Regions from separate parts of the Homo sapiens genome. Here region 1 is linked to region 2. Evidence: chromatin contacts called from ENCODE Hi-C data. All regions are on one chromosome and are shown on one strand. The core of a region is the stretch at or near the end of the contact, and the rest is flanking DNA. Distances in the headings are between cores, read along the strand shown.

Region 1 (4,055 bases), core at 1,117-3,616, 330 kb after region 2:
TAACTTTCCATCCTTTTTTTTTTCCCTCTCTTCTCTTTATGCCTTTCTGTCATTTCTCCTTTATTCCCTCATGGTTCATTTAGATGTAAACACTTTCCAGAGTAGAAAATTACAGTTAATGTGACTAACCAGCGAGGGCTGAAACGGGAACATGGGCTCAGAGGTCAGAGAAACCGTGGAAGACTTGCAGCTGTCCTGGTGGAGCAATGTGGGGACAGGTTGCTTTTTACTAATAGGCCTTGTGTATCTTAATCACTGGCCTCTTTGTAGCCAGCTGTTGCACTGCTGGAAGGGGACTAGTCCTAAGACCAGCATTGCTGTAATACCTCTTCCTCTTACTGATTTCCTTGATTCATAAAGAGGCTCAGGCCTGTGGCCTTCAAGACGTGTATGTGTGAGAGAATCCTCAATTCTAGTAAAAATTGCCACAAAATATGCATTTTGACTTCAGAGGACATATTTAGTATTTAAGCATTCCTATAGGAGTACTATTTTCCTGATTAGAGCAGTGGATAAGATGTGTTGCTATAATTTTGGGAGGAGTGAGGCGTTCTAGCTAACAACTTTGCTCTGCCTTTGCTGACTTTTAACCATTGTCTTGCACTAATGATACCTGTATGCTTCTTGAAGTACTATTCAATGGGAGTGCCCCAAAATATAGGCTCTATATGTTCTTCACAAATGACTTGAATTGCAATCGTATGTCCAAATGATTACTTGATATTGTTGATTGGAAAGTCTGAGCATTTAAAATTTTGTGTGCTCATAATTATATAAATGTATATTACAAAACTCTGAGTGTTTGATGTAAGTTTGCTGTACACTTCCCCCAAGTTCAGACAGCTTTGCTAGTGCTGACAGTAGCATAATTTACATTCCAATTAAACGTGACACATTAGGGCCTTTCAAAAAAAAAAAAAAGAGCTACTTTCATGCACAGGCCTCAAACCTAGTTTTATGCTGTGATTAATCCCCAATTTCTATATCAACTCTCATATATCACCAGTTATGGTCTTGTGTTTGAGTAAATTACTTCAGTGGATGGATGGTCCTCTTACTGTTTTCCATTCCAGAGTTTTGCACTTCCAATGTGATGACCGTAGTCCCTACATGACAGTGACAGGCACCGTTCTAGCTTGCATGGAGCCAGCCACCTCTGCAGAGTGGTACAGAAAATGGTTTTATTTCCAAAATCTCTCCCCTTCATCTCTCCCATTGTGGTACAACCCATTTTGTACCAAAAACAGTTTGACCACTAATATCAAGAATTCTACAAAGGTTTTTCCTTTTTACCTATAATTTCATTTCTTGTATCTTTTATCTTTGTATCTTGTATCTTTAGGTCATTTCCTAAAGAAATGACCCTCAACCTAGAATAAGTTTGTATGGACACAGATGTGGCTCAAGCCTGACTCCCCATGAGAATAAGGTAGAAAGGATTTCACTATCCAACTACAGGAGAATTAAGTGAGCTATGGCATGCCTACCTGATGAAATTTTATATGGCTGTTAAACATGCTTGTGGAGTTTGTGAAATAACAGGAGAATGTGTGCATGATATGTTAATAGAAAGAATCAAAATACAAAAAAATTCTTTATCAAATATAAGTAAGGCAACCCCCATAAAATGATGGAGGGGCAAGGAGCGCGATACCGAGGCCCAGACCCTGAAAGAGAAAGTATGCAAGTCTTAGATGGTGACTGTGTTTTGGTCATGGTGTCATGACCGATTTGTTTTTTCTGCTGTTTTAAAAATGTTTTTCAAATGTCTTTGTGTGTATATGTTACCTTCCTAATACTTTTTAGAAGTTAGTCGCTGCTCTCCTCCCGAAGATGAGTTCCCTTCCCCTTCAGAGGCCCGGTACCTCCATGCCTGGGCTGCCTGCCTAGGACCCCTGCCACACAGTCCACCTCGATGCCAGAGCTTGCAGTATGTGCCTTTTTCTTCCATGTTAACACAACTTTCCTACCTATTGTTTTTGAAATCCCCTACCTCCTAAACCAATCTTAGAAATACATTTCTACTAAAGCATTAAATTATTCTTGACAATGTTTTCTTTTTCAACGAATACATATGCATTTCTAATGAAATTTCTGGAGTTACCATCTTTAATTCAAGGGAAGGCTTCTCATGGTGGCGATTTTTGTGGGGACCAGTGAAAGGGATGTTTTTGAATAAATGTTTGAATCGCTTAACACCCTATAAATCAAATCATGCCCAATCCATCTATATTTAGGCCTCGTCATGGGTAGGTGATTAATGAATATGTTTCATGCTAATGTCTCGCAGACCGAGGCTGCGTCCGTAACCACATAATCATCACAGTGGAAATTCTGACTCAGCTGTGACGTTTGGTAGGCGGGACCTTTGAATGGTGCTTTAGACAATTCCGTGCAAAGGCTGTAGTCAGTGGCCCAGCTTTGCAAGTCTTTCCAAAAGTCCTAAAGCGCACTAGCATGTCCTCACTTGGCCCTGTCACCTCTGCTTAAATTTTTTCATGGAGAATACTCACTCCCAATCATGGTACATTAAGGTGAATTTGATCTTGGGCAGCCTCCCTCAGTGGAGTGAATCAGAATCATGGGATTCCCCTGGACTCCAGCTTCCTGGTGGGTTTATTTTTATGGAACATTCCTCTGGAGAAAGAGGCAGCCGCTCTGTAAAGGGCTAGACCTCTTCTGCACGTGATCAAAGTAGCCCTAGAGAATATCTTCTTGTATGGAATGATTTTTATGACATGATGGCTTTGGGAGTTTTCTTGAAAAATTAAAGGAAGAATCTTTCTAAGGAGTCCTACTACCATGAAAGGAAACTATCAAAAACATCCCAGGCAGATAAGAACTAAATCAGTTTTAAAGTCACCAAGAAAACAACACTTCCATGGCCTCATTTGATCTTTAGCACTTGACCAGGAAAACTAGAGCTATCTTTTAGGCTTAATTCCAACGACTTCCCCATTTTGGCGTTCTTTCTGTAGCTTAACTTCTTAAACAAGTGGCTACAGAATCTTTCTCCATTTACCTCACGCCTCTCCAAGCTGGCTTTTTCCCCGCACCCCCAACTTCCCTGGAACTGCTTTTGAGATTACAAGTGACCTCTGTGTCACTAGAATCAGTGTTATTTCTCTGTCTTCATCTCACTTGATCCTTCTGCACAGAGCTGACTGCTCTTTCTTTCCTGCAATTCTGTTTTCTTCTCAGGTCATGTAACTCCAGACCTTCACTTTCCTACTGACCAGCTCTTCTCTGTTCATTGCTGGCCTCTCCTCCACTGTGCACATGCCCCAGGGTTTGTCCTGCAACACCTTCTCTTCCTTGGCTGTATTCTCCCCATGGCAATTCATATTTTGCTATCACTTTAAATACCAATTTTATACCAATGACTTCCTGGCATGTGTGTCTACTCCAGCCATGAGTCCCAGACTGCAGACTTTTATATATACTTGAGTGTCTAATTCACATTTCAAACTTAATGTGCTCTAAATAACACCTTTGATTTTCCACCTCGAGCTTGCTCATGACTCCCTCCCTTACTCTGATTAAATCTCTAGTCAAATAGCTTCACAGTGAGACTTTTCCTAACTACTTTAAGTAAAATTGCAAGCCCCTTATGTCTGTGACACTTTTCCTAACCAGGCTGGTCACCAGCCTTTTCACCGTTCACCTGAGTGTGTAACCTGGGATACCTTTGGGGCCCAGAAGCTTTTCTCCCCTACGCACACTCTTTCCTTTACACCAAAATCTGAATGCAGAACACCAGTGATCTGAGGAGAGAAGGTCCCACAGCTCCAGACATGCTACACCACTTAACTCATTCAAATGGCCCGTGCGTTCTCATCATGTATTACTTTTATTCATGACATTTCACCTTAATTCTCTTTCCTCACTGTGGTTGAGGGCTAGCTCCTCCTTGACCTTTGCAGTTCAACTCATAAGTTTTCTCTCCTGGAGAGCCTTTCCTGGCTACTAACTCCTGGCCCAGTCTGAAATAGAGGCCTATACCCAGCGTTCCATCACACCACACTATATCACAATTTGTTCATTTCCTTGTTTCT
Region 2 (4,267 bases), core at 1,088-3,587:
AAATGGAAACTTAAATGATACACTTTTTGCTTATCAAATGTTTAATTTATGTGGGCTGGGTGGAGGGGCTTACGCCTGTAATCCCAGCACTTTGAGAGGCCGAGGTGGGCTGACCACCTGAGGTCAGGAGTTTGAGACCAGCCTGGCTAACATGGTGAAACCCCGTCTCTACTAAAAATAACAAAAATTAGCCAGGCATGGTGGTGGGCGCCTGTAATCCCAGCCACTTGGGAGGCTGAGGCAGGAGAATCAGTTGAACCCGGGAGTTGGAGGTTGCAGTGAGCCAAGATTGTCCCATTGTACTCCAGCCTGGGTGACAGAGCAAGACTCCATCTCAAAACAAACAAACAAACCTGCAAGTGTTTAATTTAAAAAAAGATAATGAGTGCTACTGGAAGTGAAGTGAAAGTGACATTCTTATATAGTGCAAGAGTATAAACTGGCACATACTAGAGGAAAATTTGGCAGTTTGATGGCAATGTTAAACTATAATACATGCACATACAGACATGTATACACATATATACATATATGGTATGTATACACATTTATACACATACACATATGCTCATATATACACATAAGTAAAATATCTGGGGCCAGACACAGTGATTCACACCTGTAATCCCAGCTCTTTGGGAGGCCAAGGCAGGAGGCTTACTTCAGGCCAGGAGTTTGAGACCAGCCCGCACAACATAGTGAGACCCTGTCTCAACAAAAAACTAAAAACTTAGTTGGGCGTGGCAGCTGGTAGTTCCCAGCTACATGGGAGGCTGAAACAGGAGGATCACTTGAGCTCAGTTTGAGTGAACTGTGATCGCACCATTGCACTCCAGCCTGGGTGACAGAGTGAGACCTTATCTTTAAAATAAATAAATAAAATATCTGAAGTACAAAGGACATCGATGAAGGCTGACAGTGCCTTTTAAAGATGGTCTGCTCCTGTCTACCTCTCCAGGCTTATGTCTTCTTTCCTTCCAGCTCTTGTTAGTCTATTCACACTGGATTCTCTCAGTTCTTCAACACACCTCATGCTCCCTCCTTCCAGGGAGCTTCTGCATGATAGTCTTTCTACCTGGGTGGCTCTTCAACTCGCTTCTGACTAATTCCTCAGATGTCAGTTTAGGGTTACCTCCTCAGGAAGCCTTCTCAGACTGCTACTCCCTTCTCCCGATCCCCTGAGTCTGGCTAGATTCCTTTAATTTTAATTTTATTTATTTTTTGAGACGGAGTCTCGCTCTGTTGCCCAGGCTGGAGTGCAGTGGCACGATATCAGCTCACTGCACCCTCCGCATCCTGGGTTCAAGCGATTCTCCCTGCCTCAGCCTCCTGAGTAGCTGGCATTACAGGCACCCGCCACCATGCCTGGCTAATTTTTGTATTTTTAGTAGAGGCAGGGTTTCACCATGTTGGCCAGGCTAGTCTCGAACTCCTGACCTAAGATGATCCACCTGCCTCAGCCTCCCAAAGTGCTGGAATTACAGGCGTGAGCCACCGGGCCTAGACTAGATTCCTTTATAATCTGCTTTTAGAGACACATTACCTTCCCTGTGGTGTTTAGCCGAGGAAATGGTGATCCTCTCCTTTGTGAGATTGTATTATCTGCCTCCTTTCATGACTATAAGTTCAAAGAGAGCAGGTTTGTGCTTATCTCTCCATCCCCAGTGCCTTGAAAAGGGCCTGGTAATAATTAGAAGGGGCTCCAGAAATACTTGCTGATTACATAAATGAATAATCAATTTTTATTTTCTCCTTTGTGCTTTCCAGTATTTTTTCAAATTATAATGCTCATGTGATACTTGTATAATTTGTAGAATTGTTTAAAATTTTACTTGTATAATTTGTATAATTGTTTAAAAAGATGTTCAAAAAAAAAAGAAAGGAAAGCTTTTCCTTTCTGTTGGAGGCTGCAGCTGTTCTCTGCAGAGCCTGCTACCTTTGGCTCGGATTCCTCTGACTGCTACGGTTCCAGCTAGTTCATGCTATGGAACATGATTGTGCTGCACTGTCTCAAATTCTGCCCCCTCTGGGGAGATTCTTCCTCAGCATTACCTTTGGGTTGTTCACAAAGCAGGTGACTCAGAAGCCTGCTGTTCTTTGTTTCCTGCCCTCAGGGATGCAGCCTGGTGGCTTTTGTGACTCAGCAAATGACCCGTGGACAAAGCGGCACACCAAGCCCGTCTTGCCAGCTAGTGACAAGTCAGTAGCATTGTACTGAGTACAAGTCCTGCTGCAGTGTCTGAGAATATATCTCTCGGCATGAACCCCTCACATTCTTCTCCTCTCTACTCCCCAATATTCAAGAGAACTATAATCATTATGACTTTTCCTGTTGAGTCAAATCTAAGCCTTTTCAGAAAATCTGAGTGATTTCAAGTTTCAGTTTCAGATTCAAGTTCTTGCTTTCTTTGTACAAAACGACAGCATAAAGGCAATTATGGTTGTAGCTAAGTGAGAGTAATTTCTCCATATGGTGCTTCAGGTGGCATTTAAGATATTTTTAAGACTTCTGTAGGCAAGTTAAAAAAATCCTGTTAGTCTGCAAACATTTCATCAGCCTCCACAACGTTCACCTACGTGTTGCAATGTTTCAAAGATAATTTGTCATTTCAAATCCTTTTTGGAATGAGCTGGGAAATAAATAAGTATGGATGATGCATCAGAGAGAATGAGTCCCTCAATCTGAAGAGGTATTATTCTGGCGGTATGAGGATTTTAATTGCTATTTAAGTTCTGACTTTTCCACGGACTGATCTACCTTTCCCCAGGTTATGAACCCATGTTGAGTGACAATGTAGCAGCATCAAACACTTGTTTTTCTGTATCTGAGATCCCTGGATCTGTTGCAGAGATCGCCATTTTGATGCCATTAAGTATTTTTCAGGGAATTTGGGGGTGAGTAGTAGCTATTCATCGATAGAATATCATCCATATTAGGACAAATGTGGCAGCCGGCAAGTTGCACTTATCCGGGCGTTGAGAGGAAAAGCTGATTACATAGCCCAGGGCAAATGGGGTGGAAACATCTTGGAGATTAGGTTTACTCCCTGTGTCCTACATTTCAGAGGGATGTAATCATTGGTTTCATGTTTAACGTTTTCCACGGATGGCCCTTCCCTCTCATAGATTGTCTTGGGGTTGAAATAAATGCAAAATCTATTTTAGAGAATGTTACATGTGTAAATTTAGCTCAGAGCAAAGAACATTAACATCAGTGGTCCTGTGACTGGTGCTTTGGGATAACTTCATCATTCCCCTTCAGTGACAGAAGGAGAAACTGAGGTCTAGATTGGTTAAGGTGATTTGGGTTGCGCCACATAATTAGTAGGTGGGATTTTGAAATGTTGAGCTCTTTCTAGAAGTGTTTGTTATGCCCTCATTCCTGTGAGAGCAAGGTCTGTCTCTGTGAGGGGGCAAAGTCCATTTCCCTGGGATTGCTCTCTGGAATGCTGTTCATATCACTGCCCCTTTTATCCTCCCACTATTCACTCCTGGTATCGAATCCCATTTTCACTCCGGCTTTTAGCTAGTCTCTCTGACATCCACACGCCAGTTCTAACAAATTCCCTTTCCTTGACATCAGCTCTTAAGTAAAAGAAACTCCTTGCTTCTGACTGGTCACATAATGGGAAGGTGAAACCCTAAAGCCACAGATGATGTCACCTGCCACATCTCATGTCTTTTCTTCGCCCCAGCTTGGAGTCCTTTCAAATGGAGCCGCCAGAATGTATTCTTTCTCTGCATCTTGTTTCTCTGCTTCTTTTTTGATCACTTCTTCTGATTTTCTAGGTCACACACTGAAGTCATCCACCCACCATAGGGAGGGACAGTGATTTAACTAAACAAAGTAGATCACTCCTTATATGCAAGGTATTAGGGGGAATGAAAAGGTAAACCTCAGACAATTCTTTCCTTCAAGTTGCTTTGAATCCAGGGTAGAAAGCAAATATGTCTGCAGCCCTTTATGGGGGCAATGGGGTAAGAGAAGTACAAACAACATGCTACAGAAGCACAGAACTGGAAATGAACTGAAAGGGAATGAGGGAAGGCTTCACGGAGGAAGTGGCATTTGACTTGCAGTTTAATGCTGGAAAGACCTATACATCTTGTTCTTTAAAAGGAAGCACTTACTGGTTGAACTATGACCTCTGGGGCTTTCATTGACTGTAGGTCATAGCAGCAGGACTGGGAAGCTTCAGCTATATTATAGGATACATCTAGGGCAAAGCCTGGCTTAAGCCTCTCTTTCTCCTCTTCTGGTAGTAAA

What was found. A loop is a pair of places that touch in the nucleus more often than their neighbours do. Pooled maps may share reads with other maps.
Region 1: a loop to region 2 is called in a pooled map, with 4 times the contacts of the local background. The contact joins two enhancer-like sites. A Hi-C loop is called at or near these places in 2 of 50 pooled maps.

Annotation. Positions count from the first base shown.
Region 1 is chr15:32,868,907-32,872,961 of GRCh38, reverse strand. The region is part of intron 16 of FMN1 (formin 1); the gene reads left to right. Among named protein-coding and RNA genes, the nearest start is that of GREM1-AS1, 150 kb to the right of the region's middle. Within about 2 kb of position 2,366, at least 2 of the 41 ENCODE cell types and tissues checked have a DNase peak (open chromatin) inside an H3K27ac peak, as active enhancers do.
Region 2 is chr15:33,199,866-33,204,132 of GRCh38, reverse strand. All of the region lies in intron 2 of LOC105370759 (a long non-coding RNA gene), which reads right to left. Among named protein-coding and RNA genes, the nearest start is that of FMN1, 7.3 kb to the right of the region's middle. RefSeq lists an enhancer at 2,070-2,389. Within about 2 kb of position 2,337, at least 16 of the 41 ENCODE cell types and tissues checked have a DNase peak (open chromatin) inside an H3K27ac peak, as active enhancers do.